Linked DNA regions of Homo sapiens: region 1 is linked to region 2. A link is an interaction called in ENCODE POLR2A ChIA-PET data of the cell type or tissue named here. Cell type or tissue: B cell. All regions are shown on one strand. Each heading gives the region's core, and the rest is flanking DNA. Links, peaks and the distances in the headings are about the cores only.

Region 1 (4,386 bases), core at 216-4,215, 620 kb after region 2:
TTTTGTTTCGTTTTTTGTATTTTTTTTTTTTTTTTTGAAACAGAGTCTTGCTCTGTTGCCCAGGCTGGAGTGCAGTGGTTTGATCTTGGCTCACTGCAACCTCCATCTCCTGGGTTCAGGCAATTCTCCTGCCTCAGCCTCCTGAGTAGCTGGGATCACAGGTGCGTACCACCACACCCGGCTAATTTTTGTATTTTTAGTAGAGACGGGGTTTCATCACGTTGGCCAGGCTGGTCTCAAACTCTTGACCTAGGTGCTCCACCCACCTTCACCTTCCAAAGTGCTGAGATTACAGGCATGAGCCACCGCGCCTGGCAGCATGTATTACTTTTGAATAATAATTTTTAAAAGCCATAAAGAGCAATTTGGTAATATCAAACTTACAATGCATTACTTCTTTTCCCTTCTTTATTGTGGAGAAATATACATAACAGAAAATTGACCATCTTAAGCTTCTTTTAAGTGTATAGTTCAGTGGCATAAGTACATTTGCACCATCATGCAACCATCACCATCATCTGTCTCTAGAATTTTTTCATCATCCCAAACTGAAACTCAGTATTACACATGCATTTTAACCTAGCATTTCCACTCCTAAGAATATACACTACAGATACACTTCCAAAAGCTTGCCAAGGGACCCACACAGCATTGTGTGTACAAACTAATAGCTGAAATGTAATTTAACGGTTCATACATAGGCTGGGCGTGATGGCTCATGCCTGTAATCCCAGCACTTTGGGAGGCTGGGGCGGGGGGATCACTTGAGGTCAGGAGTTCGAGACCAGCCTGGCCAACATGGTGAAACCACATATCTACTAAAAATACAAAAATTAGCTGGGCGTGATGGTGCACACCTGTAATCCCAGCTACTTGGAAGGCTAAGGCAGGAGAATTGCTTGAACTCAGGCGGCAGAGGTTGCAGTGAACCAAGATCGTGCCATTCAGTCTCAAAAAAAAAAAAAAAAAAAAAAAAGGTTCATACATAGAGAACTGGCTAAATACAAGATGAAAAATTCATTGAGGAAGACTACTCAGATGTGAAAAAGAAGGTGCTGTTGGTAACAACTTCTGGGGGGGGCCCGGGGGAGGGGGACCCACAGAATTTAGCCTCCAGGGGAACTGTAAGCACACATTCCTTGGGGAACATCGCCAAGGTATATGATAAGGAAAAAAAGGCACATAAGTTATAGTATGTGCTCATTTTTGCAAACGTAAGCAAGCGTTTTATATATGTGTAAAATAAAACTAGAAGAATGCAGACTAGACCGCTAACAGTTACCTTTGGGGAAGAGAATTAGGAGTATTTTGCAAACTGCAAACCACAAGTTACACCCTGTTGGTGGTTATTTTAAGAATTAAAAATAGGCTGGGTGTGGTGGCTTGCATCTGTAATCCCAGCACTTTGAGAGGCCAAGGTGGGTGGGTAACCTGAGGCCAGGAGTTTGAGACCATCTTGGCCAACATGGTGAAACCCCGTCTCTACTGAAAATACAGAAATTAGCCAGGCATGTGGTGGGCGCCTGTAATCCCAGCTACTCGGGAGGCTGAGGCACGAGAATGGCTTGAACCTGGGAGGCGGAGGTTGTAGTGAGATCATACCATTGCACTCCAGCCTGGGTGACAGAGTGAGACCCTGTCTCAAAATAAAAATAAAAAATAAAAAAACTAAAATTGAAAAGGACAAAATAGAAAACACTGTTTTGTAAAACTTTTGTTGCAATACATCCTATGTGTGCTTCCTGGGTTGCAATATGAAATGTATTTTTTACCATAGGTCGTAGGAAAGAAAAAAAAGGAAAAACATTGGATTGTCCATCTGAAGTGAGAGGGAGTTTATTTTTTTATATATGCTTTTGTCCCGTCAAGGATTTTCCCTCAAGTTTTCTCAATCTTTAGATCCTTTTCAATTAAAAAGCAATTAAAAAATTTAACTAATAAAAAAATCTAAAGATTAATAGAAAAGAAAATGTCAGTGTGTTTCAACTGGGGAACCAAGGAGATGGCGTTTTGTTCAGGTTTGAGTGGGAACTTACAGTGAGAGCAGTGTCCCCACCACAGGGGGCAGAGTCAAGAGTCCCTCACACAGGCTGGGTGCAGTGCCTCACGCCTGTCATCCCAGCACTTTGGGAGGCCGAGGCAGGAGGATCACCTGAGGTCAGGAGTTCGAAACCAGCCTGGCCAACATGGCAAAACCCTGTTTCTACTAAAAATACAAAAAACTAGCTGGACATGGTGGTGGGAGCCTGTAATCCCAGCTACTCAGGAGGCTGAGGCAGGAGAATCACTTGAACCCGGGAGGCAGAGGTTGCAGTGAGCCAAGATCTGCCACCGCACTCCAGCCTGGGCAACAAGAGCGAGACTTTGTCTCAAAGAAAAAAAAAAAAAGAATAAAAAGTCCCTTCCACACAACCTCCAGGGGCTCTTCTCTGCTTTAGCGGTGGTGGGAATCCCTTGTTCATGAATTAAGGCAGGTGGATCAGGGGCCAGGAAGGAGAGAGGAAGGAGGAGCAAGGGGAGAGGCAGGAGGGCTGGAGGGAGACAGACAGCGACAGAGAGGAGGGGGAGGGGGCTGGAGGGAGAGGGGAGAGGACAGGGGAGGGAGGCTGGAGGGGGCTAGAAGGAGATGGGGAGAGGGAGGGGAAGGGAGGCTAGAGGGAGATGGGAAGGAGGAGGGAGAAGGGGGCTGCAGGGAGATGGGGAAGAAGAGGGAGATGGGGAGGGTGAGGGAGATGGGGGGGAGAGAGATGGAGAGAGGGAGGGAGATGGGGGAGGGGGAAGGAGATGGGGAGAGGGAGGGAGGTGAGGAGGCGGAGGGAGGGGGGAGGGAGAGGAGTAGGGAGAGGGAGAGGGGAAAGGAAATGGGGAAGAGGAGGGAGAAGGGTGCTGGAGGGAGATGGGGAGGAGGAAGGAGATGGGGAGGAGGAGGGAGATGGGGAGGAGGAGGGAGACGGGGGCTGAGAGAGATGAGGGGAGGGACTGAGTGAGATGGGGAGGGAGATGGAGAAGTGGAGGGAAAAGGGGCTGAGGGAGACAGGGAGAAGAGCCAGATGGGGATGGGAAGAGAGAGAAAGGCATGAGGAGAGGGGGAGGGGGAGGGGAGGGGCTGGGCTGGAGTTCTCAGGGGCAGGGTACCTACCCGAGTGGATGTGAGCATGCAGTTTGAGATAATGCTCCCGCCGGAAGAACTTCTTGCACACTTGGCACTTGAACCTGCCCCCGCTGCCGTGGGTGGGCAGATGACGCCGCAGGTAGCGTTCACAAGGAAACACCTGGGAGAGAAGAGGGGCCTTCAGGTCTGACTCACCGGGCCCCCCTCCCCTGGCCATCTTCTGAACTCAAAGGTTCCTCGTTTCCAGCCCCTATAGAGACACCTTCCTTTCTGGCTATCAGGGGCCAGGACCCAGAATGTCAGACTCAGCCCTTAGAACTTCATGGCTCCCCACAAGCCCGGACAAAACATGTCTGCCCTGAGCTTTTGCCCGGATGTTCTTCCCACCCAGAGGGCCTTTCTCTCTTTACTGACAAACTCTTACACATCCTTCAAGACCCAACTCGGGCGTCACTGCTCCTGTCAAGCCTTCCCTAGCTCCCTGGTGCTATGCCTGGCAAAGCCAATTCTGCCTTTGAATGTCCACCCACACTTTTAAGTCAGCATTTAACCCACTGAATGACAGCCCTTTGCTTACACAGGAGCTCCAAGTAGGCAGAGAGGGGCTTTCACTCCCCAGCACAGAGCCTGGGTCAAATGACTGACAAGTAAAAGAATTAATGGAAAATGAGCAAATTACTAAAGAAATCTATGGAAAGGTAATTTTTTACTTTTATTTATTTTATTTTATTTTATTTGAGATGCAGTTTCGCTCATATTGTCCAGGCTGGAGTGCAATGGTGCAATCTTGGCTCACTGCAACCTCTGCCTCCCAGGTTCAAGCGATTCTCCTGCCTCAGCCTCCTGAGTAGCTGGGATTACAGGTGCCTGCCACCACTCCCGGCTAATTTTTATTTTTAGTAGAGACAGGGTTTCTCCATGTTGGTTAGGCTGGTCTCTAACTCCTGACCTCAGGTGATCCACCCGCCTCAGCCTCCCGAAGTGCTGGGATTACAGGCGCCCACCACCACACCCAGCTAATTTTTGTATGAAAGGTAATTTTTTTAAAGCCAGAAAACACAGAAGTGAAAATCTCTTTCCAGTCCAGGCAAAAGAAGGGCATGTATTCACACATTCATTCATTTTGGTAGAGCGTTGGTCACGGGCACAGACCCAGCTGCCCCACTGCTTATTAGCCCCATCGTTTCCCAGCTAGGTGACCTTTCTGCCTTGGTTTCCCCACCTATAAAGGGGGATAGTAACAGTACACCTATCCTCTAGTCAATTCCAGTGAA
Region 2 (4,386 bases), core at 167-4,166:
TCAAAAATAATAATAATAATGATAATTTAGATTTTATTCTGTGTGTTGGAAAGCCAATGGAAGAATAAGAACTACAAACTAAGATTTTTTTTTTAACATCTCATATTATCTAAGGAAGAGCTTCCTATGTTGTGCATCTTGAGATACAAACTCCTTAGCCTTCACCTTTTAGTTACCTTTGCCATAAAATAGCTTTGTCCAGGCCCCTTACAGGGTATAACAAGTAGAAATCTAGCAAAGCACCCCATGATTTCCATAGGTGGCAAGTCATTGCTCCCTCATAGATGAGGTAACTACAACCAAGGAAGTACCCACCACCCAGGTTATCTACTCCACCACCCAGGTTATCTACTGTAGCAGCAAAGTTCAGAGAATGCTAATGCTCATCAAAGTTAAGGAACCCTTGGAGTTGTCAGAGGAGTTTATATAGTAACTACTTAAGAAGCTTAATATAGCCGGGTGCGGTGGCTCACGCCTGTAATCCCAGCACTTTGGGAGACTGAGACGGGCGGATCACGAGGTCAGGAGATCGAGACCATCCTGGCTAACATGGTGAAACCCTGTCTCTACTAAAAATACAAAAAATTAGCCGGGCGTGGTGGCGAGCGCCTGTAGTCCCAGCTACTCGGGAGGCTGAGGCAGGAGAATGGTGTGAACCTGGGAGGCGGAGATTGCAGTGAGCCGCGATTGCGCCACTGCACTCCAGCCTGGGTGACAGAGCAAGACTCCATCTCGAAAAAAAAAAAAAAAAGAAGCAGCAGCTTAATATATAGTCCAAAGTCTGGATATCTAAGCAGGCATAGTCCCAGGTGGTGGCCCTGAAACTCTGACTTTACATATATCAAATACTTCCATCCTTTTAGGCTTATGTGCCTTTTTGCTGGCATTCAAGCTAGCCACAGAATGACTGACTGAAGAAAAAGAAGAGTTGCAAGAGAAGGCTAGACAAATAGACAAGATCAAGCATGGTGGTTCACACTTGTAATCCCAGCACTTTGGGAGGCTGAGGCAGGAAGATCACTTGAGGCCCAGGAGTTTGAACAAAGCCTGGTCAACATAGTGAGACCCCCGTCTCTACAAAAGATAATTTTAAAAATTAGCCAGGCATGATGGCGTGCACCTGTAGTCCCAGCTGCTGGGGGGAGGCTGAGGCAGGAGGATCGCTTAAGCCTGGGAGGTCAAGGCTGCAGTGAGCTGTGATTGCACCACTGCAATCCAGCCTGGGCAACAGAGCAAAACTGTCTTTTAAAAAAAAAAAAAAATTGTTTCAGATGCCAGATGCTGAGACATCTAAGTGGAAACATGAAATAGAAAGTCTTTTTCAGAATAAAAAATATTCAAGTGGGGACCAGAGCTATCTCTGATTAAAATGTAATAGGCCGGGCACGTAATACCAGCACTTTGGGAGACCCAGGCGGGAGGATCACTTGAGCCCAGGAGTTTAAGACCAGCCTGGACAACACAGTGAGACCTCATCTCTATTAAAAAATAAAAAATAAAAAAAAAGTACTATTAAATCAAAGCTCTAGTGCTTAATATAGAGCCAAATTTAATCACAGGATTACACAGAAAAACATAAAATTTCTACTTTTAATACATTTCTGGTCTAAGAAAAGGTGAAATAGCCCAAACAATTATACATACACTCATTATATTTCAGGGCCTCTTGTGGCACTCTGAAACTGATTAAACCTAGAACAAAGAGCAACGCAAGGCTGACAGGAAGGAAATGATCTGCCCCTGTTGGGGCTTTCTAGGATTCAAACTTTTTTTTTTTTTTGAGATAGGAGTTTCGCTCTTGTTGCCCAGGCTAGAGTGCAATGGCACAATCTTAGCTCATTGCAACCTCCGCCTGCCGGGTTCAAGCGATTCTCCTGCCTCAGCCTCCCAAGCAGCTGGGGTTATAGGCACGCGCCGCCACACCCAGCTAATGTTTGTATTTTTAGTAGAAACGGGGTTTCACCATGTTGGTCAGGCTGGTGTCAAACTCCTGACCTCAGGTGATCCACTTGCCTCGGCCCCTCAAAGTGTTGGAATTACAGGCGTGAGCCACTGTGCCCAGCTGGATTCAAATTTGTGAAAGCAATTTTGCTACATAATCCTACCAAACCCCACTGAAACCTTTTTTTTTTTTTTTTTTTTTTTGAGACAGGGTCTGGTTCTGTCACCCAGGCTGGAGAATAGTGGCACAATCTCAGGTCACTGCAACCACCTCTACCTCCTGGGCTCAAGCCATCCTCCCATCTCAGCCTCCCAAGTGGCTGGGACTACAGGTGCGTGCCACCACATCCAGGAAATTTTTGTATTTTTTTTCTGGTAGAGACAAGCTTTTGACATGTTGCCCAAGTTGGTCTTGTACTCCTGGGCTCAAGAGATCCACTTACCTAGGCCTACCAAAGTGGTGGAATTACAGGCATGAGCCACCAGGCCTGGCCTAACAAACTTTACATGGGGGTGGAGGAGCACCAATTTTAGTATTTACCATGTGCCTGCACGTAAATGTCATTTCAATATCAATACCTATTCTGCGAAACAGGTATTACTGTCCTAATTTTTACACATAAAAAGAGAAGCGGCCGAACGTGGTGGCTCACACCTGTAATCCCAGCACTTTGGAAGTCTCAGTCAAAAGGATCAACGGGGGTCAGGAGCCAGCTTGACAAACATGGTGAAACCCTGTCTCTACTAAAAATACAAAAATTAGCCAGACATGGTGGCAGGCGCCTGTAATCCCAGCTACTCAGGAGGCTGAGGCAGGAGAATCACTGCAACCCGGGAGGCAGAGGTTGTAGTGAGCTGAGATCATGCCATTGCACTCCAGCCTGGGTGACAAGGGTGAAACTCCATCTCAAAAAAAAAAAAAAAAAAAAAGACAGAAGCTCTGTGAAATTTAAAAATTTGCCCAAGGGTCACACTGCAAAACCTGGACAGGAGAAATTATTTCAGTATTCAAATCTCAAAGTCTAGATTGAACAAAACCTTGTGTTATAGTCATAATATTACAAATATAAAATAAATCAATGTACTACTTTCTGAAAACTAAAGTCCCACAGTAAATTAAACAAAAAAATAAAAAACTATACATTATAAACCGGAAGAAAAAGGACCAGAAAAATGTCAGTCTCATCTGACACCTGGGCTACTATGAGAGGCCTCTAAACAACTGTTTTTACTCTCACTTCTCCAATCCAACCCCTCACAGCCACCAGAATTATTTTCCTAGAATAGATGTGATCATGTCATTAATGTCATTACTTAAATGATTCTTTATTGCCTGAAAAATGAAGTTTAAACTCTTATGGGGCATTTTACCTTGCTTAGTATGCAGCTATAACTTACCCTTCCAGCCTCCTACTAAAACAAATCTTACCAAAGTTCTATATTCTAGCCACCCTTAGTTATTTGCTGTTCCTCACATGGGCCATGTACTTTCATTCCTCTAAACATGCTGCTCCCTCTACTGAGAATGATCCTTTTTTCTTTTATACCCATTAAAATTATATTTCCTGAGAGATAAACATCCCCCTTCTCTTTGATTAAAGGCTTCTTTAATCCTAAGAAGTTAAATTATTTCCACCTCCATGCTTCCAGAGTATTTCCATATTTACGTATGGCTCCGTCAGCTTTTCATTTTGTCTTACTAGTTTTTACTCATTTAACTCACCCCGTGAGCCTCTTGATTGCACAGATATAGCCAATCTTTACAATTTCTGGAGCACTCTGGGATTTAATCTGAGAGGTATTTAATATACATGTTGAACCAAATTGTTATTAGTCATGGTAGAAAACAAAAGTTTCCCTGCTTTCTAGTCTCTGTCTCTCTGCTTTATTATAATCACTTGCTGGCTATCTCACTCTCCCATGCATGTGCTCTCTCTCTCTCACACATACCCACATACTAATGCAAATAGTTTTCATGGCTTAAACTAATGTTCCTCTGATCCTTCTGTTCTGAAGGTCAGTGCTTTGAACTGATTTCAGTTCTTCAGTGTATCTCTCTGATACAACATAAACATTTTACAATACACATACAAAAAAAGAATGGATCCGTAGCTTATCCAACCTACTTTGGATAAGCTACAGAGAACAAGGTACAACAAAAAACAGTGCCAAAACTAAATAAATAAGCAGAATAATGAACCAGGTAAGAGATCAATCCAGTTGAGCAACAGCTACCTCTTTGGAAGAACTCTGCCCTGCCTGTGGAGAACTAAACTCTAAATCACAAGTATAAAATTCTTAGTTTGCTGGACTGTTAAAGGAATAAAAAAAAAACATAAGTATAAGGGATCTTTTTGGTCCCTGAACAATCAGAGCTAAATATATTGCACTGTAATAAATTTGGGAAATGCAGTAATATTTAATTACGATTAATAATAACTAAAA

What was found. ChIA-PET counts read pairs that join two places held together with the same protein. Peaks named below come from ENCODE experiments on the same cell type or tissue, not always from the same donor. Only the 100,000 strongest peaks of a DNase experiment are listed, where the experiment ranks them.
Region 1: POLR2A ChIA-PET joins it to region 2 with 5 read pairs; 1 of 35 experiments calls an interaction of 5 or more read pairs at or near these places.

Annotation. Positions count from the first base shown.
Region 1 is chr20:33,782,618-33,787,003 of GRCh38, reverse strand. It overlaps ZNF341 (zinc finger protein 341), which reads right to left. Exons shown (of 15, transcript NM_001282933.2): 12 at 3,140-3,272. Among named protein-coding and RNA genes, the nearest start is that of ZNF341-AS1, 26 kb to the left of the region's middle. RefSeq lists a silencer at 1,278-1,327. In B cell, for the core only: no CTCF peak of the experiment used is centred there; no DNase peak of the experiment used is centred there; H3K4me3 peaks cover 782 bases; H3K27ac peaks cover 1,250 bases.
Region 2 is chr20:34,402,901-34,407,286 of GRCh38, reverse strand. The region is part of intron 3 of ITCH (itchy E3 ubiquitin protein ligase); the gene reads right to left. Among named protein-coding and RNA genes, the nearest start is that of ITCH, 42 kb to the right of the region's middle. In B cell, for the core only: no CTCF peak of the experiment used is centred there; DNase peaks (open chromatin) are centred at 1,716 and 3,166; H3K27ac peaks cover 3,217 bases.